Linked DNA regions of Mus musculus: regions 2, 3, 4, 5, 6 and 7 are each linked to region 1. Evidence: chromatin loops called from intact Hi-C (ENCODE). Cell type or tissue: heart. All regions are shown on one strand. Region 1 holds the start of Septin10 (septin 10). Region 2 overlaps P4ha1 (procollagen-proline, 2-oxoglutarate 4-dioxygenase (proline 4-hydroxylase), alpha 1 polypeptide). Region 3 holds the start of P4ha1 (procollagen-proline, 2-oxoglutarate 4-dioxygenase (proline 4-hydroxylase), alpha 1 polypeptide). Region 4 overlaps Micu1 (mitochondrial calcium uptake 1). Region 5 overlaps Gm40670 (a long non-coding RNA gene). Region 6 overlaps Septin10 (septin 10). Region 7 has its middle 26 kb from the start of Gm40670.

The links. Peaks named below come from ENCODE experiments on the same cell type or tissue, not always from the same donor. Only the 100,000 strongest peaks of a DNase experiment are listed, where the experiment ranks them.
Region 2: it touches region 1 in a loop (4-fold over the local background); 2 of 42 quality-filtered maps call a loop at or near these places.
Region 3: it touches region 1 in a loop (2.4-fold over the local background); 3 of 42 quality-filtered maps call a loop at or near these places.
Region 4: a loop joins it to region 1, with 2.1 times the contacts of the local background. A loop is called at or near these places in 2 of 42 quality-filtered maps.
Region 5: it touches region 1 in a loop (2.3-fold over the local background); 12 of 42 quality-filtered maps call a loop at or near these places.
Region 6: a loop joins it to region 1, with 2.1 times the contacts of the local background. A loop is called at or near these places in 8 of 42 quality-filtered maps.
Region 7: a loop joins it to region 1, with 3 times the contacts of the local background. A loop is called at or near these places in 15 of 42 quality-filtered maps.

Annotation. Positions count from the first base shown.
Region 1 is chr10:59,219,653-59,223,652 of GRCm38, forward strand. It overlaps Septin10 (septin 10), which reads right to left and starts at 1,848. Exons shown (of 10, transcript NM_001024911.3): 1 at 1,739-1,848. The coding sequence starts at 1,756. Sowahc (sosondowah ankyrin repeat domain family member C) reads left to right here and starts at 2,270. Exons shown (of 1, transcript NM_172939.3): 1 at 2,270-4,000. The coding sequence starts at 2,392. The coding sequence ends at 3,930. In heart, no CTCF peak of the experiment used is centred here; DNase peaks (open chromatin) are centred at 2,159 and 2,799; H3K4me3 peaks cover 3,206 bases; H3K27ac peaks cover 2,232 bases.
Region 2 is chr10:59,333,180-59,337,179 of GRCm38, forward strand. P4ha1 (procollagen-proline, 2-oxoglutarate 4-dioxygenase (proline 4-hydroxylase), alpha 1 polypeptide) reads left to right here. Exons shown (of 15, transcript NM_001316371.1): 2 at 3,875-3,977. The coding sequence starts at 3,902. Among named protein-coding and RNA genes, the nearest start is that of P4ha1, 12 kb to the left of the region's middle. In heart, no CTCF peak of the experiment used is centred here; DNase peaks (open chromatin) are centred at 1,882 and 2,462; H3K27ac peaks cover 507 bases.
Region 3 is chr10:59,321,810-59,325,809 of GRCm38, forward strand. P4ha1 (procollagen-proline, 2-oxoglutarate 4-dioxygenase (proline 4-hydroxylase), alpha 1 polypeptide) reads left to right here and starts at 1,487. Exons shown (of 15, transcript NM_001316371.1): 1 at 1,487-1,667. In heart, a CTCF peak has its summit at 1,568 (motif pointing left); a DNase peak (open chromatin) is centred at 1,462; H3K4me3 peaks cover 2,958 bases; H3K27ac peaks cover 3,522 bases.
Region 4 is chr10:59,727,035-59,731,034 of GRCm38, forward strand. Micu1 (mitochondrial calcium uptake 1) reads left to right here. Exons shown (of 12, transcript NM_144822.3): 2 at 923-1,084. The coding sequence starts at 924. Among named protein-coding and RNA genes, the nearest start is that of Micu1, 26 kb to the left of the region's middle. In heart, no CTCF peak of the experiment used is centred here; a DNase peak (open chromatin) is centred at 2,427.
Region 5 is chr10:59,275,550-59,279,549 of GRCm38, forward strand. It overlaps Gm40670 (a long non-coding RNA gene), which reads left to right. Exons shown (of 3, transcript XR_871742.1): 3 at 1,858-1,991. Among named protein-coding and RNA genes, the nearest start is that of Gm40670, 10 kb to the left of the region's middle. In heart, no CTCF peak of the experiment used is centred here; no DNase peak of the experiment used is centred here.
Region 6 is chr10:59,164,826-59,168,825 of GRCm38, forward strand. It overlaps Septin10 (septin 10), which reads right to left. Exons shown (of 10, transcript NM_001024911.3): 9 at 1,679-1,866; 10 at 1-119. The coding sequence ends at 104. Among named protein-coding and RNA genes, the nearest start is that of Gm23223, 29 kb to the right of the region's middle. In heart, a CTCF peak has its summit at 1,893; no DNase peak of the experiment used is centred here.
Region 7 is chr10:59,291,096-59,295,095 of GRCm38, forward strand. No RefSeq gene overlaps it. Among named protein-coding and RNA genes, the nearest start is that of Gm40670, 26 kb to the left of the region's middle. In heart, a CTCF peak has its summit at 1,692; a DNase peak (open chromatin) is centred at 1,696; H3K27me3 peaks cover 835 bases.

The sequences.
Region 1 (4,000 bases):
AGAAAGAGAACTGGCACTATTCCAGAACACCTAAGACTAGGACTTTTCCAGATGAAGTTACAGTCTCTGTACCTTCACTTATCTTTGAAGGTAACGAATACAATTACATGTAGAATGGCATTTAAATAGAAGCAAACAAGGACATAGTGGCACATAGAAATTCTCAACGACTACCTGATGGGGGGAAACAAACAGCTTAACAGTAACACAGCTTTGTCAACTGAGATGTCTCGGATGCACAGAATAGCTGATAAAAGTATAACTGTTGCTAAGAAGAACACGGACCCTCGTGGCAGAAATTCACCTATAAATGCCATTTCTAGTAACTACAAATAGAAATTCCATTGTTTTCAGCTTTCTATAAAAGTATATGAGCCACAACATAAACCTCTTCCTATGTGAAGCAATAAACAGATTCCAAATATGGTGAAACTCCATTCACATGTAAATATCGAAAAATTTACCCACGGTAGACATCATGGCAAATATGGGTGACAGATGTGAATGCAGTTACTGTGTCCAATGTATATTTCAGGGGGAAGAGACCTATAAGTTGTATTAGTGTGGATATATCTAACAAGAAATCAAAGTTTCATCATGCTAAAGAATTAGAAGGTACTGATAAATCACTAAATGGATGATAATACTTTTTTATGAGAATAGGTTTACTGGACAGCCATTAAGGTTCGAATAGCTTAGGTACTATGATTTTTTTTTCATGTCAATGATCACGAACCAACTTCACACAGAAATTATAGCATTTATCTATTTCTCATTATTTTTATTTTAGTCTATTGAAATAAGTTCTACAACTAAAATGCAACATAGGAAGATAATAATAAGAGTCACTTGTTTCAGGTAAGTAGAAAGTTATTTGGGAAATGTTGCTTGAGATTAAGAATCCGACAAAAATACTACCAATGCCAAAGGATTCAATAGAGTTAGTTAAGAGGATTACTTTCATTAATATTGGATAAGGGAAATATTAGAGTTTCTTAAAGTAGAGAAAAATAATTTACTGCGTGCAGCTGTTAGGGAAGTAGAAATAGAATCTATTCTACCCCCTGCGACAACTGGAAGATTCCACATACAATCTTAAAATGATGGGAACAAAAGCAAGATTACAAGAGATTGGTATTATGAAAACAGTATGACCTCTCGGATAACTATGGCTTATATCCTATATCAACTAAGATAAGTTTTTCAAGTTATTTGAACCGCACAAAACATTGGATCGGTCAAGTGGTTTGTTTGTTTTTTTTTTGTTGTTTTTTTTTTTTTTCATTACAAGGGGACGGGAAAGCCAAACAAAACCGCCAAGCATTACAGTAAACCCGCGAGCTTTGGAAAATCTAAGGAAGCCGACTTTCCGGTCAGTAGCCATGTACGTGTACACAATTGCACAAAATCAGGCGGATTCCAAGGCCTGATTTAAGTCGGGGAAAAGGAAAAAAAAAACCGTTACAAAGTGATAGGCATCGATCATCATCCTGGATTTCATTTACACCACCCCGCTTTGGCCAGGACCAGGAAGCCTGGAAAATGTAACTTTTCCCCAACATGCAGTCGCTCGCCAGAGCTCTTCAGCCCTCGCCCTGGGGCAACAGGGAGCCCCCTCTCCACGACACGCGGAGTCCCGGAGCCGCACGGTCACAATCTCGCTGGCCCAGAGGCGACCGGGCGGGGCGGGGCGGGGGCTCGGGGAACCCAAGGGCGCGGGGCTCACCAGCTGCTGTACCTCGTCGCATGAGGCCATAGCCCTGGTGGGACGTAGGGAAACGGTGGTCTCAGGCTGGACGCAAACACAGGTCCCGGGCCGCTTCAGAGAGAGACCCGCTGGGCGTAACTGGCGGGACAAGGGGCGTGCCCGGCGCCCCGCAGCCGTTAATGGGCGGGGCGGCCTCTGCTGAGAGGCTGGGGCGGGGCCGAGGCGGAGGGCTGCGGGAACGCGCCAGGGACTACCAGGGTTTCCCGCGCTCGGGGCGAGCTTCTCCCGGGTGTGCCCCACCGGGCGTTTTGACGAAAAGCCAAGTGTGTGGGGAGGGTGAGTGGAAACGTGAGCCTCGGAGGCCAAGCTCTGGGTCCCTCGCCTCCCGCCACTGGCGGAAACAGTGGCTGCGAGCCCGCGCGGAGCCCGGAAGTGGGCGGGGCCTCGGGCCGGGGACTGTCGCCGAGATTGAGTCCCGAGCGGAAGTGGGTGTGGCGGGGCGTGTCCACTGGGACGCGGCCCCAGTGAGGCGGTGTCAGCGCTCGCGGGACTCGAGACTCTTCAAAGCTGGGATCGCGCGTGCTGCCAGCCACTGAGACCCAAGCCGCTCTCCGGGTCCTCCAGGCGTCCGGCCATGGTGTCTGGCTGAGCGCTCCTGGGGCTGAGAAGCTGAGCCGCGGTGAATGGAGGGGTCACTGGAGCTGAGCTCGGAGGCGATCCTGCGCTTCCTCGCCGAGCGTGGGGGCCGGGCGGGACACTCGGAATTGGTGCAACACTTCAGGGACGTCCTGGGTGGCCAGCGCGAACAGCGCACCCGCGCCCGCGAGCGCTTCAAGGAACTGGTCAATGCCGTGGCCACCGTGCGCACCGATCCCGCGGATGGTACCAAGTATGTGCATCTCAAGAAAAGGTTCTGTACGGGGGATTCCCCCCCGCTTGAGGCCAAGCTCCCCCGAGAGCCCCCGCGTATCGAGGTGACTGAGGAGCCTCAAGTCCCGGACCTTGCAGCGGAGCCTTGCGAGGGCAGCCAGCTCCAGGAGGCAAATCCACAGTTGTCTCTCGGACTGGGTGGCGAAGTGAGCGACCAAGAGCCTCCAGCCCCTGCTCAAGGTGGGGCCCAAGGTAAGGACTCGCCACCACAGGAGGTCGAGGCCGTGTCCTGGGCGTCGGGTCCCGGGTCCAGCGAGAACCTTAAACTCCCTCCACAGGGGGAGGCTGAAGGGGGCAGTTCCCCTAGTGGGCCAAACACACCCAGGTCGGCCCGTCAGAACTTTCGGGACCTGGTGTTGGGCAGCTCCCCGCAACTAAAGAGGAGCGTGGGTCCTGGGGACGGTAACGCTGGAGGTCGCAGCAGAGGAGGGGGCGACTCCGATACCGCATCGTTAGCTTCTTCGTCCGCAGAAGAGGAGAGCAGCGTCGGGGCCTCGGTTACCCTGGATCCCCTGGATCACGCCTGGATGCTCTCAGCTTCCGAGGGCAAGTGGGACAGCCTAGAAGGGCTGCTCACTTGTGAGCCCGGCCTGCTCTCGAAGCGAGACTTCATCACCGGCTTCACTTGTCTCCACTGGGCCGCCAAGCACGGCAGGCAAGAGCTCCTGGCCATGTTGGTCAACTTTGCCACCAAACACCAGCTGCCAGTGAACATCAATGCCAAGTCGAGCGGAGGCTACACTGCCCTACATTTGGCAGCGATGCATGGGCATGTAGAGGTGGTGAAGTTACTAGTGGGGGCCTACGACGCAGATGTAGACATCAGGGACTACAGCGGGAGAAAGGCCTCTCAGTATCTGAGCGAGAGCATCGCAGAGGAGATAAAGAACCTGGTGGGAGCCCTGGATGAAGATGATGGAGACAGCCCTGCCGCCCGCGGGGGTGGGCGCTGGAGACTTTCAAAGGTGCTCCCCTCACACATCACTCACAAACTCTCCCCGGTCGTGGAAGACGGAGCTGAACTTCACCACCACGTCCCCGAGGGATGGACTGGAGGAAGCAAAGCAAAAGATTCAGGTCGCAAAGCCTCGGGCAGCTCAAGTGGACGGATGAAGCCACGACTCAACAAAATCCGATTCCGAACCCAGATCATTCACACCACTCCCTCCTTCAGGGATGCTAAACCGACACTGGAGGAAGGGGAGGAGGAGGAGGAGGAGGAGGAGGAAAGGTCTCTTAGAGGCTACTCATCTTCCTTTAAACTGAGACCGAAGTCCAATGTATTTGGGTAAAATAATTCGCGCTAGAAATGCTAAGGCTTATTTGTCTTCAAGGTAGAATAATACTGGGTATGGATAAGAA
Region 2 (4,000 bases), 110 kb after region 1:
GTAGGGCATTATAATTAAGAAAACCATTGTGTTAAAACAAGTGATTGATAAAGCTATGTCTCCCTATTAACATGCCACTTAGGTTGTTCAGTGAGTGTGGCTAAATGAGACATAGTATTAAAACAGATTAGAGGAACCATTCAGTTGCGTGATTCTGTTTTTCCAGAAGAAAAATTGAAGAGAAAAGCCCATTTTAAAGAGAGTTCTGTTTTTGTGATTTCAATGTTTTTCTGTATCCAGACCAGCAACATCAGCAGCTCATGAAATGTGTACAAATTGCCTGTTTATTCCAGACCTTTAGATGGTTCTGATACGGCAGACATGAAACATCCAGAAAACACATAGATAGGAGATGACAAGATGGCTTTGTGTGTGGTGGCCTTGCCACCCAGCCCTGAGGCCCTGTGTTTGCGCCCCAGGGTACATGCAAAGGTTGAAAGAGAGAAGTGATTGTACAGTTGCCCTCTGACCTCCACACGTGTACATCATGTCATTTGTACATACAATAACTCAAAAAGCAGAAGTGTGAGAGAAAGCTTATTCCTATATCTTTATGAATGAATTTTCTGCATATTTTCTCACGCTGTTAAAACTATGTTACATTACTAATTTTTTCCCTTTTGTTTTGCTAGAGACACTTTCTCACTATTTGTGACCCAAGCTGGGTTTGAACTGCTGATTCTTCTGTCTCAGCTTCCTACATGCCTGGATTACAAACGTGCAAGTTTAAATGGTTTTCGTGTACTGCACACACTAAAGTGTGGGTGTGTGTGTGTGTGTGGGTGTGTGTGGGTGTGTCTGTGTGTGTGAGAGAGAGAGACAGACAGAGAGAGAGAGTGTGTGTGTGTGTTCCCATGTGTATTCCCGCGTGTGTGCATGTATGTGCACAGGTGCCTGCAGAGGCCAGAGGATCTGAGGGTTAAACTCACCTCATTAGGTTTGTTGGCCAGTGGCTTTACCCACCGAGCCATCGTATGGCCACCTGTATTCTTATTTTTAAGCTTATGCATTCCCAGCTTGTTTTGTTTTGTTTTGTTACACTGTTTTGGTTATGGAGAAACTTTGCAACTTATTTTGTTACACTCTTGGCCAAGGCTATTAGATCTTTGTAAAATTTATTTTGAAGAAGCAGACATATTCACATTAATAGAGCTTTGAGGCTTTATATAGGCTTTAAAGTATAGTTTTCAGGGCTGGAGAGATAGCTCGGAAGTTATTAAATAGCACTGCTATTCTTCCAGAGGCACTGGGTTTTGAGTTCCGGCTATAAATTCTAGTTTCAGGTAATCTGATGTCCTCTTCTGACCTCTGCACACACTGCACACAGGTGGCACACAGACAAACAGGCAAAGGATCCATATACATAAAATAAAACGGGGATGGGTGGGCTGGAGAGATGGCTCAGCAGCTTAGCACACTTATTGCTCTTACAGGGGACTTGGGCTTGATTCCCAACATCATGGTAGATCAGAACCATGCAAAAAGTTTTAAAAAGAATCAGTTACTGGAAGAAAAATACCACTTTAGAGCTGCTTTTTAGTTATTTCTGTAAGCTAATGATTCTTGGTTTATTGTGAGGTTTAAAGAAAACAGCAGGTAACAAAGAATCTCTAATAACAATATATTTTAGTAATAAAAATGTTCTTACCTGACAGATCTAAACTTTATCATCAAAGTTAAAAAATTATCTAATTCTTGTAACTAGCCTTGTATTAATATATTGAAGGCATGTATAATTTTTTTTTTCTGGAAATAGCATTTACTCACCAAGAAAATTATGGCAGAAATCTGATTAAACACTGAGAGAATTCTAGACTCTTCAGACAGCCTGGTGTTTTGAAAAAGCTTTGTGCTTTGGCAGGAGCTCAAGAGAGGAAGTGCCTGCATCTGCTACATTCTAGAAGCTTTCCCCAGATCACTGTAAGGCAGCCAAAAAAACTGTGTTTCACTACTGTGTGGTTCTGGAAGTATCTGGAAGTTTGTAGCAAATTGGAGAGAGGAGATATAGGAGTTCTTCCAAAATGCCATTTTATTGTGGTGAACTTTTTCATTGCGATTCAACTTAAGGAGAAGATGAAGGTTCTTTTCAACTTTTGTGGATTTCAGTCGGCCTCTGTTGAAGCCTGTTAGTTTAGACAGCTTAGAAAGATTAGAGAAGTGTCTACAAAACAGGCTGGCAAGTCAACCTAACAGATAGTAACCTGCTTCTGAGACAAGCCAACCTGTGGTAGTAACTCACTCTGTTTTAAAGCAATGAGAAAGCTTGTGTGTTTGGTAGGGGAGGAGGAAGAGTCAGTTAGTATGTAAAGCAAGGCGGAGCCTTTCAGTGGGTTCTCAGTACCCTCATTATGATGAGCAGTCCTCACTGGAAAAGACTACTGGGGCAGAGGAAACAGGAGGCAGGGGTGGTGAGAGGCTCTGTGGTTAGCAGACTGTGAAGACCAGAGTTCAGTCCCCCAGAGTGCAGGTATTATGCCAAGTGGGTATGACAGGCTGGCTGCAGGGACTCCTAGCCACATGAGTGAGCTCTGGGTTTGGCTGAGAGAACCTGCCTCTCAGTAATGTAGATGAGTGATTAGGGAGATTCGGACACCAACCTCAGCATATGCAGCTCACACATAAGAATGAAAAAAGAAAACAAAAGTTATCAAGAAGAGCTTTGCTGCCAGGTTGAACGTGGGGGGAGGGGGAGGGTCACGGCTGTGTACAAGGCTTGGGTGGCTTTATTTGTTATTTTTCAGCATAGAACACAGAAGTAAGAGAAAAAGTGTTCCCTTACCCCTTCCTAACATCAACAACAACAAAGCAAAATAATAGCAAAACCTTTCTCCTCTAAAGCTAGCCCTCAAAGCTATATCTTTAAGAGAAATTACTAGTTTAAATGTACAAAGCTCTTTTGGTATTCTCCACAACTTAAGTAGCATTAGAGGTGCGAGTGTAGCTGAGTTGGTACAGGACTGGCTTATGCTCTGGGTTTCATCTCCAGCTCCACCTAAACAGGGCATGGTGGCACATCCCTGAAATCCCAGTTATCAGTCGGATCGGAATTCACAGTTATCCTTGGCTAGATAGTAAATTCAAGGCCAGTCTGGATACATGTGATCCTGTCTCAAACAAAAAAGAGCATAGCTTCATTCATGGTTAATTAATATACTAATCCAGTCCCATCTCTTTCATCATTCATGATTCAGCACTTTCACAGTTATGAAATAGTCAGTTACCTTCCATTTTTATCACCTCCACAACTTCAAACTTTCAAGTTTAGAACCATACTTGGGAAAGATGGGTTAAGTTAGAAATTTTAAGGATTAAAGAACTCTGATTTTTTTTTTCTTTTAAATCATTTCTAACATCTTTAAAGTGTATTGGTGATCTCTAAAGTATATTCTGTGAGACATTCATGTTTTAGAGCTAGACAAAGGGACAACATTTTCATACTACAGAAAAAGCCTCATCTGGGACTTGAGAGACGGCTCAGCTGTTAACACCTTCTGTGTTCCAGAGGACCTGAGTTCTATTCTCAGCACTGGATCTAGTGGCTCTCAACTGCCTATAATTCCTGCTGTAGGACATCTGATGCCTCTGCCCTCTGAGGACACCCACACTCATGTGTTCATCACTGCACACACACACACACACACACACACACACACACACACACAAAATTAAGAATAATAAAAAGGAATTATTTTTAAAAAGCCACAACTGTTTAGTTGCTCTGCTTGTGATAACGGGAAAACAAGTGGGTTGAAGTTTTTCTATAGTATGGAGCACCTAAATTTATTAAAGTTATGAATTAGTTGTTAAATTGATTTGTAAAAATTAACATCAATTCTAGGGGCAGCCTGGAAACTAATTATTGCTGTTCTTATAGGTGTGTGAACCTGTGAAGTTCCCCAAGATGATCTGGGTTGTTTTAATGATGGCGATTCTACTTCCTCAGTCTTTAGCCCATCCAGGGTTTTTTACGTCAATTGGTAAGTCTTAGGTTTTAACATTT
Region 3 (4,000 bases), 100 kb after region 1:
TGGTTTTTTGCTTTTTTTGTTTTTCTTCTGTAAATTCTCTTACTAGTGGCCTGGTTGGGATATGCCTCACACTTAAACCATGACAAAGGAGCAGAAGTCTCTGGAAAATCCAACTGTGTTGTCATTATAGCAAAAGAATCGAAATCGTCCTACAAAAACATTTTTGGCTCTACTGCTCCTGACTAGACCCACAGAGCCACACTTTTAGAAACCATTGCTTTCAGACGCCTGAAGCTCTTTGTCTCTCTGTCCCAGATAAGTGCCAATCAGTTCCATACTTTAGCAAGCAAGGAAAACTTTACAGTTTTAAACGAGTAACAAATGTTAGAAAAGTCTTTCTTTCCCTGACAGGAAGTAAATTATCTCTGGCATTGTCCTTATTGCCAGTAACTAAGGTTCTCTTCTTTTAGATCAAGACTAAACTCAAACACAGTTCGTGCCTTATATAGTGTGCTCAGTAGTATTTTTTTAAAGATTTAATTTTATTCATTTTAACTATACGTATGTGTCTTGTGTGGTTAAATACCGGTGTTCTTGGAAGCCCAGAGTTGTTGATCTGCCCGACCTGGGGTTTCAGGATGTTGTGAGCCACCACCCAGCACGGTGCTGGGAACTGAAATCTTAGCTGTGTGTGCCACATCTCCAGACTTACTGTTGTTGATGCTTGTTTCTGTGCTGGTTTGTTTGAGGCTAGGTAATAAAGTCTAAGGCCTTTTTTTTCCATGTTAGGTAAATGCTCAAAACCCAACATCCTGGTACACCCCCTCCCCAGCCCCATTATATGTTTCCATGCTCTTCCTGAATCCTAGGCATGTGCTAAGTAAGTGCTTTTTCATTCATTGTCTCATTGTTTCTCACAGCAAGCCTAGGGCCTAGGGAACAGATAATATTGTATTCCTTCTTTGCAGATGTAGCACCCAAGATACAGGGAAGTTAAAATCTAACTTTATACAGAGTGGGTTAGGATTTAACCTCAGATGACACTCAATTGTCATCTATTATTCACCCATAAAGTATGCGGGTGGGAGATTAAGCGAAATCCTCGTGTTCAAAAGTGTAAAAAAGACGCTTATTAAAGCAAAAACCCCTGTGGGCCAAGCCAGCCCCGACAGTCACCCCGGATACACCGTCTTGTTTCCCACTCCACACCTCCACTTTATTTCCTAAATTCTTATAAACTTCTCCTAATTTTGCACAACTGTCCTTCCTGATGGCTTCGATGGCTCTGAGACCCGCCGCTGACCCTGAAATGAAGGCGCTAAATCCTACAGGAACCCGGGCGGGGGTGGTGGTGGAAGCCCCATGGTAACCACGGGAACGGTGGCGTGGCAGGAGCTCTGCGCAGGCGCACTGCGTCCTCGCGTGGGCCAGCCTAGGCTTGGAACACCCCGGGCCTGGGCGACTCCCGGGTGGGTGGGAGGCTCGCCGCAAGCGCCTGCGCAGTGGCGCGGGAGCTGGTGTGACAGAGCGCACGTAGCGAGGGCTGCGGCCGCCCCCTCTCCGGCGCGCCGGCGCGGCAGGGGAATATAAAAGGGACGCCTGGCTCCCTCTACTGCCCAGTCGCACTGCCAGCAGGCTGAGGGCGGCAGGGAGCTAGCTAGCGGGGACTGCAGGCGACAGGACTGACCCGAGCCGAGCTGTCGCCTTCCTCCCGGCCCGCTATCCAGGTGAGGCGCTCCTCCGATCTTGGAGACGGATGCGGGGTCCCCGCGGGCAGCCGGGGTCCCTTCGCTCTGGAGTGGGGCTCAGCCCTTCTCACAGCCGCCCCCGGGTCTCCCCGAGAGGACCCGGCCCCGCACCCCCGAAGTCAGGCCGCCCCGGCGCTCTCCCAGCTTCCCTCGCCGTCCCCCCACCCCCGTCCTGCCTCTGGCCGGAGCGGCAGCAGCGGCTTGCGCCCCGCCCCAGCACTAGGACCTTCTTGAATGTTCCATCCCGGGCAGCCAGCCTCCCTGATGACTTGTGCAGCGGTACCTCGTCCGCCCCACTAAGCCGGGGGAAGGCGAGGGCGGACGGGCGGGGGTCTGGGCCGCCCGAGCCGCAGATGGTTAGCATGTGGCAGTGGAGAAAGCAGGCAGCGCTTGCAGCCGGGGGCTGAGTCTCTCCGTTTCGATCGCTCTTCTTCTCTTTTTCCTTTTCACTTTTGGAAAGTAAAGCTGGGAAGTGGGACCTACTCAGAAGTTAGGACTGAACTTGTCTGTTGCGCTTCTCGGCGTTGTCTCAGCAAGTAGACATAGCCCGGGGCGCCGAGTTTAGCTGAGAAGTTGCTGTCATTCACAGTTGGGGAAGCTGGCTTCTTCCTTCCTCTTCATCCCAGTGAATCACTTAAGGACACACGCGTCTGTCTCTGTATTTCTCTCTCCCTCTGCTCCTTCTTTCCTCCTGGTTTCCAATCTTGCCCACCTCCTCTGGTTCAGCTCACCCTGATGATCCCCTTTCCCTTTTCGTCTTTCACGCTCCCCTCCTCTTGCAGGGTCAACAAGTCAGTCCATTTTGGCCAAACCTTCTATGGTTGTGTGAGACTTTTAAACTGAATTTTGTGATTGACCCCAGATGGATGTTCAGTGTGGGGAAGGATGGTACGGTTAAATACGAGGTTGTTTCTCCTAGAGAGTGGGAATTTGGTACAAAGGCAGGCTTTCGGACTTAACATCTTCAGCTGACCATCCAAAATGAGGACTCTTGGGGTATTGCACCGTGGTTTATAGGGAAGAGCCTCCACAGAAAGGGATAGACAAGCTCCTGGGTTCTCTTTTAGGAAATGATTTTTTTTTTTTTTTTAATTAAAAGGAACCTGCCAGGTTCGACTTAACTCGAGAGCCATGGCTCTTGGACTTTTTCCTTGGAATGCACTCTGGAGGGATGGAATAGCCACTACGTGAGTGGGGGAGGGGGGAGACGTGGCAACGCTGTTCTTTCATCAACTTTTTTTTTTTTAAGGTTGAGGGGGAAAAAAAAAACCTCGTTTCCCTTCTCAGGTTTAGATGAAGCTTATGAATGGAACTTAGTCTTTTCCTAAAATAATCGCATAAAAAAATTACTCCTGCGTAGCAGGAACATTGGAAATTAAACTTTAAAAAGACACAAAAGGGTTATTTTGATTATTTCTAGGGAGAAAAGAGATTTTTAAGCAGGAAGTAGAAGCTGAAAGTGAACACGCTCTGAATATTTTTATCTTGATTTGAAATAGGAATAGTCGTGATTTCTTTCTTTTTTTTCTTCAGCCACTGATTTTCTTTAACTTTAGACCGTCAGTGTCATTTCAGAACCTTAAATATGAATTAGAAGCTTTATCTTTTCCTTTTGTAGGAAGCATAGATTTTTGTTCCTTACTTTAAAAGGTCATGACAGTTTGATTTTGCAATATTGTGTCTAATTTTTTCCTGAGGGCAGATGCTTTTTGGATTTACAGACTAAGAAAAGGTCTACTGTTTCTCTTTTAGGTGGATGAAGCTATTTCCATTGTTATACTGAATTTTTTTTACTTTGAAATTAAGCTGAGACTTTGATAAAAGGCTTGGGCATTTTGTCACTTTGTAACTCAGCTAGTAAAATAGGTGAAAACCAGATACAACTTGTAATTGTAAAGAATAAATATTGAAAAAAAAATTGAAAAACCTTTATAGCCAGTGGTGGTCATACATGTCTTTAATCCTGGGACTTGGGAGGCAAAGGCAATTGGATCTCTGTGAGTTCGAGGCCAGCCTGGTCTACAGAGTGAGTTCAGCATAGTCAGGGCTACATAGAGAACTCAATCTCAAAAAACCAAAAACAACAAAAACAAAATAAAAAACCAAGGAGGAGGTGGAAGAAGAGGAGGAAGAGGAGGAAGAAGATGAAGAGGAGGAGAAGAGAAGGGGGAGAGGAGGAGGAGGAAGAGGAAAGAAAGCAAAGCTTTAGTTCTCCTGTGTATCACCATTGTTGTAGGAGAGCTGTAGCTTTGGTGAGGAGACACTAATTTTCTGTTACTACAGAGTGAGTTATGGACTGACAAGCTGTGGTT
Region 4 (4,000 bases), 510 kb after region 1:
TGCATTGAAGGAATTTCTTTCTTTAGTATTTATATTTTAACTGTGACATGAAAAGAATCTGGTAGGGAGGGAGCTTTCCCAGGGCTAGCAGTGAGAAAGGGTTAAATCAAACTTCAATGGCTTTAATGGAAGCACCTCTCAGCATTAAGGCATGAAATAGCAAGAACTTCCAGCTACAATGTGGCACCGTCTAGCTTCAAGCTCTGGACCCCACTGCTTTCTCCCATGGATTTTCAGGCGCGAGTCACACTTGAGCAACTTTCTCCCTTTAAATTTCCTGTTTCTCACCAGGAGCCGGGCGTGCAGGGGGAGAGCTGTCCCTTCTGATTCTGTGTGCTCTCATTGTTACTTCTGTGCTGTTCGCACCTCAGTGGGACATTCAGGAGCTTCCCCTGATCCAAGTGCCTGACCAACAGATTCTCCTGCCATGAGTTCTTGTGGCTTTTCCTGGCATTCCCCCAAAATGGCTTTCTAGTACATTTTGCTGATATGATACCTCGGTAAAATTCCCAAGTTTCCATAGTTTTGTCCTCTCCATAAGATCTGGGAATCATCCCTGGTTGGGCTGGCCCCTTTGGATGCTCTCCATTAGGCCTGGAATCCATGGCTGCTTGAGCTGCCATCTCTTTACATCTGGTTAACCCTCCTGTTAGAATTAACTGTATTTTAGATCAGGATTTCTCTGTTTAACTTAGCACGTAGTTTCTGTCTTCAAATTTAACTTTGATTCCTTTGAGTTATAAGTAGTTAAGTAGTAGCTCTGTTCTCATAAGTTGTTCTGAGGCCAATTAACTGCAAAACAGTATGGTGTCTGATAGTATTTCATCAGCGTTTGGTGATGTAGCTGCCACCACCACCATCATGATCATTATCGTCACCACCGGCAGCATCTAAAAGTGACGTTTCTATCATTTGTCCACAGGATGTTTCGTCTTAACACCCTTTCTGCGTTGGCAGAACTAGCTGTGGGCTCTCGCTGGTACCATGGGGCATCACAGCCCACACAGACCAAACGAAGATTGATGCTGGTGGCGTTCCTGGGAGCATCTGCAGTGACTGCAAGTACCGGTCTCCTGTGGAAGAAGTGAGTGTTATTTCAGGCTTGCTTTTACATCAGAATTTCTTTGCTGAATTGTTTGGTATTGATGATGTTGGTCTATGGAATAAGGTTTATCAGCTAGTCGTGTCCCCCTGCCAGAGCAGTGGAGACCAAACAGCTCCTCAAGCGCTGCCTGCTGCCCCTGCTGCATTTTTCATCGAAATGAAACATTGCTTTAGAAAAGGGATGTTTTCTGAAACTTCAAACTTAGGAACTAAGTTGCCACAGGAAACTAATCCTTGTACTCTTATATCACCTGGTCATTTTCTTCCTCATTGTGGAACCTTCCCTGGAGAGAACAGAAAATGTGGCAAGCCACAGGCTTCAGTTCCTCTGCCTCTGCCATACTATGTGTCTTCTGTCTCATCCACCCTGTCTTCCAGTTACTGTCCTGATACCTGGCTTCCCAAAACAGTACATTTTAAAAATTAGTCCTACTGAATAAGTATGTGATAAAGTGTGCCCATGTAAAACAAATAGTCCCATGATTATTAGCAAATGCATATAGTTTTGTAACCACCCCCCAAATCAAGAAATAGAACATTTCTACCAACCGATAGTGCCCTCCACACTAGGTAACGTCACCCACAATTCCAAGCCACTGGTGAGTTGATTTCTGTCACTATCGATTTATATTTCTGAAATATGACGTAAGTGAGGACATGAAAAATTATTTCTTGGAGGCAGGTTGGTGGCATAGCCTCGAATCACAGTCCTAGGGATTACAGAGGCAGGAGCATTGACAGTTTGAAGGCAGCCTGACTTTAAAACAACTTATGGCAAAGTAACAATGTATGCTTGGCTGCATCTGCCTTCCTTAACTTAGCCTGATATATCCATCTGCATCAGAAGTCAGAGTTCTTTTGCAGTCAAGTGGTGCTCTTTCATATGGGCGGCACCATTTATCCAGCTACGGTTTCCTTGCTTCTACCTGTTTGTTCTCATTGATAGAAGCCACCTTGAAATTCATATGCCCTTCTCTTTGGCTAAATACCTAGGAATATATTTGCCAGGAAAATGTAACCTTGATTCCAGACTGCCAAACCAGGGCAGTGAGATGGCTCAGAGGGTAAAGGCTTCTGTCACCAGACAAGGTGAGCTGAGTTTGACCCCTGGGATCCACATGGTGGGAGAGAGCAACTCCCAGAGTTCTTCTCTGACCTCCACACTCACGGTGGTGGGCGCCTCACCACACATAAATAAGGGTGATAAAATAAAATTAGTACTTGAAACAATATAAAAGCCAAACCGTTTCCCAGTGGGTTCTCGGCAGTGCACCAGCGCAGTCTGGCTGGGCAGGGATCCTGTTCCCACTTGCTCATGATATCTGGTCAGAACACTTGGCTTCCTGCTTCCCGAACAGCTGACGATGCTAAGCCTCTTCCCAGAATTGGTGGCCATTTCTTTGGCCTTCTTTGTGAATTGTCTATTCAAATTGCCACTAAAAATGAAATTCCTTTTAAAAAGATCTCTACTTATGCGTACGTGTGTGTATATTTGTGTGTGGGTATGTGCACATGTGTGAAGGAATCTGGCAGAGGCAGAAGAAGGCATTGGGTCCCCTGGAACTGGAGTTACAGGTGCTTGTGAGCCTCAGACATGAGTGCTGGGAACTGAATATTATTGATAACTTTCAACTATTTAAAAATGTGGAAAGCATCCCCCTCTCGGAAGGCTGACACAAGCCAAGTGGTGGTGGTGCACACCTTAAATCCCAGCACTCCGGAGACAGAGGCAGGCGGACCTCTGTGAATTTGAGGCCAGCCTTCTCTACACAGGGAGTTCCAGGACAGCCAGGACTAGAGAGACCGACCCTGTCTCAAAACAAAAAACAACAACAAAAGGAAACTGGCAGCCATTGTGTTTAGTTGTATACTTGCTGGTAATCCACCAGTCTGACAGATGGCTCTAAGCCTGAGACCACACAGATGGCCCTGGTTACACTCAGTAGACAAACCAAAAAGATTTGAATGTAGGAAAGAAACTTCTAATGGGGGATTGACAGCAGTGTGAGGGGTGTAAGAACGGACATGGGAGTAGCATACTATCTACAGTGTGTGAAATTGTCAGAGGGGTGTGTGTGTGTGTCTTTCTGTCTGTCTGTCTGTCTGTCTTTGTCAGAGGTCAGTGGCTAGAGTTGTTCTTTCCTCACACTGTGGGCTTGAACTGAAGGGTATTAATAAACTGGTGACATCGGAGTTGGTGCCATGTTGTCCTCCTGAGAAATTCTGAGAGACATTTTTGCATCTTCCCAAGAGGTTTCCATCCTGAGTTCTCCGTTCCTTTTGTTGCCCCACATTTCTTTCTCGTTTTGCTTCCTTCCCTACTTAAATTTACCTTTCTTTGTAACCGAAGCCCTTCGTGCAGTGCCCACATTGTGGATTCCATGGCTGGTGCCTTATGTATTTACTTGAGCATGACTTTGCTTAAAAAGACAAAAACAAGGTTGGACTGGCACACAGGATTCACAGTGACCTACAATGAGAACCCTGGTGTTCTAAATCAAGAGAAGCCACATCCTACAAGATAGTTAAGCCTAATAATGTTTCAAAATGTGCTTCTGGAAACTAATTGAAACAGATCACATCTGATCTGCCTGTGGGTCTCCTCTTGAGGCAGAGTCCCTGTCTCAGAAACCTAACTCAGAGGCTGTCTCCACCTGACAACTGCTGGCAAAGGAAAAATTTGTTTCTCCAAGGGAGTTTCATTGGTTATATGAGCCACTCTTAAGGGCAAGTCCTTTGCCCAAGCTTTTGCTTATACGTTATGATTTCCAATTTTGTGTTTTTATGGTATATGTGTGTGTTTGTGTGTCTGTCTGTGTTTCTCTGCTTTTTCTTTGTTGTTTGTTTTGTTTTTTTCTATTTGCCCGTTTGTTTTCTAAAGCAAGAGAAAAGGAAG
Region 5 (4,000 bases), 56 kb after region 1:
CTACTTGCAAATGAGCGTGAACACCTGACAGTCCATAGAGGTTACAGATGTTGCTATTGGTGTTACCTGTTTGTTCAGTGGTGGCGCCTACAGAGGTAGTAGGAAGAGCAGGGAGGGGAACCCCAAAGGGAGTGGCTTAACTGGAAGACTTGGCGGCATCTTTCCTTCAAGAATATGGTGAAGGATTAAACCCTAAGAACACTGGAGCCTGTGGTATAGAATTTAGGGCTGGTTCTTCCTCCCGGCCCCGAGTTCCTAGAAATACAACTCAGACTCAAAATATATTTACGAAGACCTTGGCCATATAGCTAAGCTCTTTCTGACTAGCTCATAACTTAAAATAACCCATTTACTCTAATCTACATTCTTCCACTTGGCTGGCTACCCATGCTCAGGTACCACGTGTCCAACTCCTCACAGCTTCCCAGCAAATTCCCTGCCTAAGCCACAGGCCATTAGATTTTTATTGACAGGTGCCATGTCCATACAGAACAAGATACTCTCTCTACAGTGTGGAGCACAGGCACGGGAAACTTGAAAACAGCAGGAACTCCAAAAGCAGATCCCACTGCCTATCCTTTTGTCTCTGAGGGAGTCTTGGCAGCCATGGACAGTGATGAGCTCTTAGAAGACTCAGCACGGCCACTCACCATGTCACTGAGCTCAGTCACTGCTGCTGAGTCGGAATGATGTATAGGAATCTCGAGGAGAAATGTCCACGTGTAATTGGAGACAGTTTCTTTATACGAGGAATACTGGAGAAAGAAGCCATCCCATAATGACTTTGGCTTTACTTTCCGAACATTTTGAATGAGGACCTTTGCTTGAGCTGACCAAAAGCATGTAGTTCTATTTCTTCTTGGGAGTCACAAAGTCACCTGACAATTTTCTCTCATTTGTGACTGGATTGTACTTGTACACTATCCCATAATATTGCTGAGTAGTTGTCTCTATAAATAATTAATCTAAATGTTCTGATCTGAGAGATCTGATCTCAGGAGTAGATAACCTGCCTGAACCAGTATCAGTCTCTATGCTTAAAAGCCTACCTTGTGACCCTTTTGAGAAGGAGCCCATTGCTGCTGGCTGACCAGTGGTCACACAATAGCAGGACGTAATGTATTGGGTACCAGGTTTTTAAAAAAATGACTGAAATCAGTATATTTTATATACTTATATATATATTCTGTTCAAAACAGCTTATTTTATTATTTTTTATAAATATATTTTACAGAAGACACTAAATACTAACATTTATTAAATATTAGTTTATATACTGCATACAATATGTTAAATGTATAATATAACATAAATGTATTCATGTATACATTACATATTCTATATAAACACATATACATATGTAAACATATAAAAATCAGTTTATATTTATACATCTTATACAGAGAAAATATCTGTTAGGTGGAAGATAAGGAAATGAGTATGGTTTATAATCTGGCAAGCTTGGAGCCTAAAGTCCCATGGGAATATAGGGTTGTAAAAAACAGATAAAAGGCTTTTGAAACAGCTCACTGTATTAAAACTACTGTGTTCGTTAGGAGTTTTGTTTTCTTAGTCAACTTGATACGATCTTAAGTCATCTGAGAAGAGGAAGCCTCAACTGACTTGCTCTTCATAACTTTCTCGGTTTGCTCTTTAATGCAACCCAGGACCACCTGCTTAGGGGTAGAAGCAGCCATAGAGGGTGGGACCATCACCTATCAATCATTAATCAAGAAAGCACCGCCCACAGACCTGCCAGTCTAGTGGAGGCATTTCCTCAGTTGAGGCTGCCCCGACTTTCCTTCATAATATCTTCGTTGTAAACTGCAGTCTGAAATAAACCCTTTTCTCCTCCAGTTACTTTTGGTCATGGCGTTTTATAAATAAACAGCGAACAAGGACGGTGCCAAGGCTGCAGACGACCTACATTTGACCCCGGATATGGTAGGGGGAGAAAACTGACTTCTACAAGCAGTCCTCAATTTCGGGTGGACTGTGGCCCATGCTAATTAATAATTAATTAATTAACTAATGCAAATTAAAAAACCCAGGGCATTCAAAAGAAGACACAGGAAATCCAAACCACCTGTCCTTTAGTTCTTCACCTAAAAGTATTTATTTTGAAGTGTTTTTAATTGAAATAGGATTACATCAGTTTCCCCTCTTCTTCCTAACAGTGCTTCACACATACCTGCCATCTGACTCCTCCTCTGCTCTCTAGCCTCTTTTTCTGTATTATACTCCTTCATCTTTAATCACTGGTTTGCAGCCACGTTTAGCCCAGTTTACAGCTTAAACTGACCAGTTGCTACTTGCTCTGTTTTCAAGACTTTATGCAACATGCCCTCTGACACTTGACTGTACAAACACGGTCTGGACACAGTGATCTGCTTTGTAAAGTGCAGTATGGTGTGGTGGGAGGGGATGCCTTACTGGGTCCCCTGAGATATCAGTCATATGACGGGTCTAGTATAAAATAGAGTTTATTTGGGGGCATGGGAAGGGGGTTTGAGAAGCAAGTAGAGGCAAAAAGTGGGGGGGGGGGAGGGTGGCCAGAAACACACGGAAGGGGGAGGAAGAAGAGAGAGAGGGAGAAAGAGGCTAGAGAGAAAGAAAAGGGTCAGAGAGAATGAAGAGAAGCCAAACAGTTCTTTTTTTATAACAAGCCAGGCTCCTACCTGGCTGTTGCTAGGTAACTGTTGGGCAGAGCTTGGAAGGAATACTAACATGCTAACACACAGTCCTGCCTCTCCTCACACACCACATAAAAAACCACAAACAACAAGCCATATATAAGGAAGAGCCCTGGCTTCATGCTGAGGGACTTCAGCCTGTAGTAGTTTCTCCTTTCTTGTTCTAACCTTAGCGTTTAGTATCTAACTTTATGTAATATTGTCAGGGTTCTTATTAGTAAAATAGTTGGGGTTTAGATTTCTCAGATTTCTAAGTCCTGAACTAAATTTCATAGCCAATTCATTTGCTCATAGCTTTCCTTCTTTCGGCTATATCTTTTGACTTCTAAACCCCACACTTTACATTACTATAATGTCATCGACTCATTGGGTTTTCCTTAGTGAAAAACAGAAGTGTGCAGGCTAGGACTTTTCATACAAGAGATTTTTTTTTAATCTCATATGAGTTTATCTCATTAGATTCTAATTCATATTCCAAATCCTAACCTCAGAATAGTATGCTAATTATAGCATAAAAACAGTAAAGAATATTGGTCAGACTTGGGGATAGATTAGACTATTCCAAAAGAATAGTACAGTAGACATTGGTAAAAGTGGTGTCACTTTGGTAAGCATCATTGTCTTGGTCTGCAGCCTGTGGCATAGTATATAATGGTGGAAGGAAGTTAGTTATAGGCAACTGCCCTTTGGAAGAATATGGGCACCATGGTCTCTCGTCTTTCCATGTCTTTCCCTTCTTTTTTTTTTCTTTTTAAGATTTATTTATTTCATGTATGTGGGTACATTGTCACTGTCTTCAGACACACCAGAAGAGGGCATCAGATCTCATTACAGATGGTTGTGAGTCACCATGTGGTTGCTGGGAATTGAACTCAAGACCTCTGGAAGAGCAGTCAGTGCTCTTAACTGCTGAGCCAGCTCTCCAGCCTATGTCTTTCCCTTCTAGCCACGTCAAAGTGGGCAATTTCCTCAGCCACATACTACTATCGTGGTGTGTTGGCTGAACACAGAAGCAAGAACAAGGAAGCCTGGACCCTACAGCTCCAATATGCAAATCCCTCATCAAGGCTAACAAAATATAAATTTGATTAAGAAAGGGTCATGAGATGCATGTGTCATTAAGCAGTCAAGGACATTGCTTATCGGAGATATGTTGTCACGGTGATGGGAAGCAGACAAACACAGGAAGTATGGATAATTAACACAAGCATTAACAAAAACAATGACCCGAGAGCCACATCAGTAGGAAGAATAGTCACCTACTAAACAACCCGTATTCCATCTACTCAAGACTCAAATGTTATGGA
Region 6 (4,000 bases), 55 kb before region 1:
TGCTAGATAATAACTGAGTTACTGATAAGGCAAAAGGAGCAAGAGCTCAATGCATACAAACAGCTTTGACTGTGATGGCCATCTGTGCTCTGGAACTCTTGTGTTACATAAAATTGGAGCTGGAAAGAAAAAAATCCTTTAAATGGAACAATAAAAAAATTGGAAGCAAAAATTATCAAAAGCATTACTTTCACAAAGCTTTTATACAAAGAGCAAATAGACAGCACATACAGGATATTTAGCTATGGGAGTTTGAAAAAGAAAAACAATTATCAAGCCACATTGTCTTGAGGATGAGTCCTGCGCTCTTAAAGATCTTTGTGCTTGGGCTGGGGGTGAGATGTTGCTCAGCTGGCAAAGCACGAATAAAGCTCTGGGTTAGACCCTTTAGCATAATAAATGTATGGACTCTAGCTGCCCTAGAATACATGATTCCATGTCAAAAAAAAAAAAAAAAAGGCGTGGGCTACAACTCAGCAGTAAGAATGCTGTCTGCCCTACAGGACGCTGGAGGCCCAATCCCAAGTACGAGCATACAAGGGGAGAAAGGAGAAAAATGTCCAGTTTGTCTAACAGCGTAAACAATAGCAAGGCTCTCAAGGAGAGCCCGATGACAACTGTGATGGGGAGATATATATGGGAAAGTGGGGGAATCTTATCTTGTTATACTAGACTACACTGAAGAAACAAACTGAAAAGCTCATCTTTTTAATCCAAAGCACAGTAAAACTAGTAATAAATTCTATTTATAATTTGCATCTTGAAATCCAAAACTTCAATCAAAATACATCTATTATACATTCATTCTTTCACCAAATAATTACACAAGATGTAGGCACTGAGTTCCCTGAAGCAGGAGCTTGTTCTGTGAGGACCACAGCAGAGCTCAGCCTCCTATGACACAAGGCCTCCCAACAGAACAAGGCATGGCAGGCTTCGTGAAGTAAAAACAGTAAAGTGGACAAGGGATATTTTAAAATAGGAGGAATAAAACAAAGGGCACAAACACTGAATGAAATTATCAAATAAGAAAGTAAACTTACTTTCAAAAGCTTGTGGCTTTAACACATATCTCAAAGCTATGAGCTGGAGATCATCTGCTACTCACCCCCTGACCCTACTGTGGCCCTCTCATTCTACCTTCCTCTCATTCCTCACATCCATCATTCTCTCACCAGCTCTGACTTCAAAGCACAGGAGATCCAGCTGATACCTGATTCCCGTGTTAAAATAACAAATTCTCACAAAATCAATGATTAGTAGAAATACGTTTAAATGAGCCCAAGAATTAAAGTTTCATCAATAAGGTACTTAACTCTGATTCTCCATCAGTATGCAGTTTCCATGGAGACATAAATATAAAATAACTCATGGTGCTACTGAGCAGTAACGGCAGGACTGTGAAGTAACGGTAGCGACTCCACCCACCTGCCCCACCTAACCCTTATGTGCTGTGAGGCTTGCTATTCGTGTGCTTCTCTTGATTCTGGTAAATACTGAAGCCCTAAGACACGGCAGGTGCTACTCTAGCTGCTGCGAGGACAGTGGTGACCAGGGCGGAGTCTTGGTAGTGTTGGTAGCAGGAGCAGACAGTGCGGAAGCAAGTAAAGAAGAGCAAGCAGGGCAAGGAGACAGATGGTGAGGGGCAGGGACCGGGACAGGGTAGCAGGACTCTTACTTCTTTCGGTCTTTGTCCTTCCTAATGCTGCTACCTGACGCCAAAAATGACTGGTTCGGGAACAGCTCACAGGTAGCTTTCTTCTTAGCAAAAGCAACCGATTCTTCCTCCAACATTCTTCTCTTTTCTTCAAGTTTCATTCTCTCTTCCTGATGAATTCTTTTGAGGTGCTCAAATTTGGCCTGAAGCTGTGAAGCAAACAAACAGTTCCCATAACTGACACTATGTGGCAGCACTCACACGGGAGTCATTTCCATCTCAGCCAAACAACACTCTCACCCCCACCCAACTCATTTATGCTACTGGCCATGCTTCCTGGAAAAGCCTGGAACTGCCTTGGAAACTTTCATTTTAAAGTTAATCACTTTATGTGATTGAGCCAATACATAAAGGCCATAGACTCAGGAACAAAACTTTTGACTGTCTACTAAATATTTTTATATTCTTGCCTCTTTTTTTTTCTATAAAACCTATTTAATAAAGATTCTCAAATTCACACTCATTAAAAATAAGGGACACAAAAGTACAGAAGAAAATTACCAAGAATATCAACCAAAAAATTAAAAAGCAACCCTATTTTCCAAATAAAGATTGCACATAGAAAAAAAAAAAAGAAAAAGAAGAAGAAGAAGAAAAGAAAGGTTTGAAAGTCATACTAATAAAGTACTGGATAGCAAGCATCAGTTTATATCAAGAACCTTGTGATGGTTTCAATGAGAAGAGCCCTCATAAGCTCACACCTGGTCCCAGTTGACCTGACCCAGAATCCCCAAAACAAGATCTAAAGATAGGAGGGTCATGAGACAGGGCCCCAAAATTAAGGCAGTAAACAACAACAGGTGGTAATGGTTAACTCCAGCTTGGTCAACTCGGGGGACCAAGAGCAGAGCTGGATCCTAGAGAAGGAGCCCCTGAGGAGGCCTCGAGGGTTGTTCCTCTATGAGGGGGACTGCATGGGATGTAGAAGGTACTGCCTGCGCAGGTCACAGGGCACCTTATCCTGGGTGCTGCCCGCCTCACTGATTCATTTCCCTTCCCTTTATTTATGGGAATCAGAAGTATCTTTTTCAGACACTCCATGGGATGCATCCAGAAAATTAGAGTAAGTATGCCCTAGATACTCTGAAATACTAGGGGACAGAGAAACCTGGCCTCTGAACAGCATCTTAAATTTTAACAGCTAGATCCACTCTACAGATGAAAAGAAAACGGAAGCCGGGCGTGGTGGCGCATGCCTTTAATCCCAGCACTCGGGAGGCAGAGGCAGGCGGATTTCTGAGTTCGAGGCCAGCCTGGTCTACAAAGTGAGTTCCAGGACAGCCAGGGCTATACAGAGAAACCCTGTCTCGAAAACCCAAAAAAAAAAAAAAAAGAAAGAAAGAAAAGAAAAGAAAAGAAAACTAAAAAAAAAGTTCCTTATGACCAGGCTCTCTTCCCCTAATGGACAACCTCAACTTGTAAAAAGGCTATAAACTGGGTACCATTTCTGAGGGTTTGCTCCTGTACCCAGTCCGTTTTAACATTTCCATGCTTGACATCAATTCAAAATCCCATGAAGAGTAAATATATGCACAACCTGGCCTCATTATAACATAGAAACCATTAGACAGTTTCAAGTCTGAAAATGTCAGAAGGTAGCTCTTCAAAACCAACTTGACAGATGAGCTACCACTGTCTGCTACATTGTGTATTGGAGTAGGTATTGACCAGAGATAAAAATAGTTGATTGTTCCTTTTAGCCAGAAATAAAGAAAAGCTACCAGAGAAGAAATGCTTGGTTTGGACTTAAAATTGTCTAATGGCTTCAATGTTATAATGAGGCCAGGCTGTATGTATATTTATTTCCCATGGGATTTTTGAATCGAGTCTTTACAAGACCCCAGTGGCAGCAGGTGCCCAGGATTTACAACAGACAAAACTATACTTTTGTGGACCTTAGATCACATTATTCCACCAATATAATCTGGTAAATGTTTTCCTTTCATTCTTTATGACATTAATGAACATAAAAAGGAACTAATAAACAGAAAAACACAAAAGGGATGTAAGTGATAAAGGTTTGTGAAAGATAAAGCGTAAAGATGGAATATGTATAATGATTAAAGGATTTGAAAATTCCTAGGATAAAATCAAAACTGATATAAAAGTTCTACTTTAGTCAAAGGGATGCTCTTGGGACATTGATGGACTCTTGGTAACATAAAAACTGACTTAAAGAAAAAATTATGTTTAATCGATATATATATATATATTATATACATATAATATATATGTTTAATCAATATATATTCTGTTATATTTGTTTAAAATCCACTTTTGTCT
Region 7 (4,000 bases), 71 kb after region 1:
TGCCTGTCAGGCCACCGCACTGCAGGACTCAGATACGGCAGATATGTAAACAGGTGTGCCCAGGCTGCCATGCTGGGACATAGCAGGCATGCATACAGGTATGCAGGCACTGCCCTGTGATGGTGGTGGGACACGTCACAGGTGTGGAAAGTTATACTGTAATGTATCCTCACTGTGATACGGCAGGCATGAGAACAGGAAGATTCACATTACTATGTGGTGGTACTGGGCACGGCAAGGCACTGGGTATGAAGAGGTGAGCCAGGCAGTGAGCCAGGTGAGCCAGGATACTGCAGGCATGTGAACAGGCAGGCCCGTGTGGGAACACGGAACCAATAGAGCACATGTGCCTGTGCCACCACATGTTGTCATGTGTGCAAACATGCCTGCCCACATAGCCATATGGTGGTGCTGGGACATGGTGGATGTGCAAACAGGCATGCCTGTGCCATCATATAGCATAGCACATGGGACATGCTCAGGCTGCCACATGGCAATGCTGGGACACAGCAGGGGTGCCCATGCCATCACATGGTGACCCTGGGACACGGCAAGACCAAGCACAGCCAGGCCACACACAGCAGTACAAAAGTGCAGTTCCGGGTTCTACCTCTCCTGTGGGATGCTGGTACACCGGCTCACAGGCAGGGCAAAGTCCAGAGTGGGTGGAGCCTGCAGTCTGCCCCTTCCTTCTGGGGCATCAGACACTGCTGTATGTCAGACAGAAGAGGCTGAGTCTGGGATGAATTGGTTCCACAGGGCTCTGGTGCCCTGTGGAATACTGGGTGTGTTCCAGCTCTTAGAAAAGGAATAAAGAGGTTCCAGTGGCCAGCACAGGGTGTAATCAGTCCTGAGTCCTGTGCAGAGGCTGCAATGCTGGCTGCCAGCACTCTAATGTGAGTCTCTGTGAGCAATAGGAGTCTGGCCAGGCAGGTGGGTCCAAGCTTCAAAGATGAGTGTGTGCTTGGGAGAGCGAGCCCTCGTTCAAGTGTTACAGCTCAATAAAACAACCAGTCTCAGATGATCCCTGATGAAATAGTTTGTGTACTTTATTCCATTCGGACAGGGATTATACAAGCCTTGGAGAATGGGATGGAATTTGTGGGGTAGATACATTCTATTGACTGAGGCTAAGATGCTGGTGATGTTGTTTGCATGGGGGAGAGTTCCAGGCGCTGTGCCACGTGACCAACTACCGGTGATCATCTTAGTTGGGGGTTGCGGTTATGTGCCCCAAAGCAGGCATGGAGTAGTTCTACTTCTGCTGTCTCAGATTTCCGGGGTTTCAATATGCTCCACCTCACCAGTTCCATGCCTTTCCTCTCGTGCCCAGTGCCCTACACAGAAATACAGCAGAGATGCCAATAGATACAACCACACTTCCACATCGAGGCACTGGGACACAGCACAGATGTGAACAGGCATGCCAACCCTGATAGGTGCTGGTGCTGGGACAGGCAAGCCAGCACCACCGAATGTCAGCAGTGGGACACAGTAACTGTGCAAACAGGTGGCACATATATGAACCGTCATGCCTAGGCCATAGTGTGGCAGGCCAGGGACACAGCAAATAGGTGTGCTAGTGTTACCCTGTGGTGAAGCTTTGGCATAGCAGGCATGCAAACAGGCAAGCCTTTGTCATCACGAGATGGTGTTGGGAGCTAGCAAATGTAGAGTAGTGAACCCACACCACCTTGTGGTGGCACTTGGAAATGGCACATGTGTGAACAGGTAGCCCAGGTTGCCACATGGAGGTGCTGGAATACAACAGATATATGCACAGTCTATACACACAGTCGTGCCTGGGCTGTGACATGGTGGTGTTGGACATGACATGGCAGGCTTGTGGACAGTGAGGTCCCAGCTGTCACAAAGTAGGCTAGAGCATATCATTCACGTAAATAGGAAAACCCAGGGCAATATGTGGTGGCACTGGTATATGACAGGCATGTGGCTAGTTATGCTTGGGTTATCACACGGTAGTGCTGGAACATGGCAGGTGTGCAGATAGACATGCCTATGCCATCACATAGCAGCACTGGCATATGGTAGGTGTGCAAAAAGGTGTCCACAGGATGCCACACGATAGAAGCCGACACAGCCTACCTGTGAACCAGCAAGCCTAAGCTGCCTCATGCTGAGGTGTGTGACTGTCAGGTGTGCATACAGACATGCCGGTGCCTCCACATAGTAGCCCTGTGATGTGGCGGGCACGCAAACAAGACATGCATGTGCTGCTACGTGGCAGTGTTGGGATGAATGTAGATATGAACGTGTAAGCCCATGCGTCGCCTGTATCACCACGCAGAGGTGCTGGAACACAGTAGACATTCAAACAGGAGTCTTCAAACAGGCATGGACAGGCTGGCAAGGGTGGCACTATGGTATAGCAGGCATATGAACACGCATGCCCAGGCCATCATGTGGCAAGAGACATGTGGGAACAGATGGTCCTGCATGAGCAAGGGACAATGCTAGGACACGGCAGGTATGTAAAGTGTGTAAACATGTGTTTACACATCTGTTCCACCATGTGGCATCGCTGGGACATGGCATGGTTGCCAAAAGGCTTGCCCATGCCGTCCTGTGGTAGTACTGAAGTACAGCAGGCTTGTAAACAGGCGTGTCCAGACCGCTGTATAGCAGTGCTGGGACACAGCCGGTGTGCATGCAGTCATGGCCTTACTGCTACATCATGGTGCTTAGATATGGCAGGTGGATGAACTGGCAAGCCCAAGTCATCACCCGGAGGGTACGTGTAAATGTGCCAGAGTGTGGTCAGGCATGCCTGCCTGTGCTGCCCGGTGGCCACACTTGGATCGAACACGGTATGAACAGCTGTGCTCATGCTGGCAGTGGGACACAGCACATGTGTGAACAGGCATGCCCAGGCTTCCTCATACCAGTACTGGAATATGGTCAATGGACACGCCCATGCCATCATGTGGTGGCATTAGGAAATAGTGTATACCAACAGTGAGCCCAGGCTGCCATGTGGTAATACTGGGACACGGCAAGCATGTAAACAAATCAATCCAAGCCATCATGATTTGGCCCTGGGGCACAACAGACGTGTGAACAGGCATGGGAACAGATGTGCCCAGACCTCATGTGGCAGTGGGTGTGAGAATGGGTGTAACATACTGTCATACAACACAGCCCTTGTGTAAACAGGCATGCCTGTGCTACCAGGCTGCTAGGACACACAGGTGTGCAAACAAGAGTGGCCACACAACCACATGGCATAAAGCATTGCAGGGCACTGCAGGCGGGCAAGCTGGTGTGCTTTTGCCACCAAGTGGTGGTGCTGGAACTTGGTGAGCCTGGGCCACACCATGCCAGCACTGGGATACATCCGGCATCCAGACATGGGAACCAGGCTGCCTGTGCTACCACATGCCAAAATCGCAGCATGGCAAGTGCACACTCATGTGGGTTCTGTGAAGTGGTGGGAGCTGGGACATGACAGGCATGAACATCCATTTCTGTGCCATCACGTACACGTAATGGCACAGGACATGGCAGGTATGCAAACAGCCTTATGCATTGCTCCATGTGGCCGTGTCAGGACATGATCTATGAATGGCCCATCATGCTGTGCCACCGTGTTACATTGATGAGGCACACTAGGTATGTAAACTGGCACGCGTGTGCGGCCACATGGTAGTGCTGGGACACAGCAGAAGGGAATGGGCAGGCCTGCACCACCAAATGGTAGCTTTGGACCTAGCTGGCATGCAAAGCCAGCACTGGCTGGTGGTTGGGACACAGCAAGCACAAAGAACAGGTGTATCCATGCTGCAATGTGTGGTGGTAGTCACAGCCAACATTCAAACAGGTGTGCTTGTCCCACTACGTGTTGGCAGTGGGACACAGCAGGTACATAAGCAGGTGGCAGTGTCAGGACACAGCAGGTATGCAAAAGGCAGATAGTAGGACCAGGTATGAGAACAGGAGTACCTACATTGCCATTTGGCAGTACAGGACATGGAAAGTATGC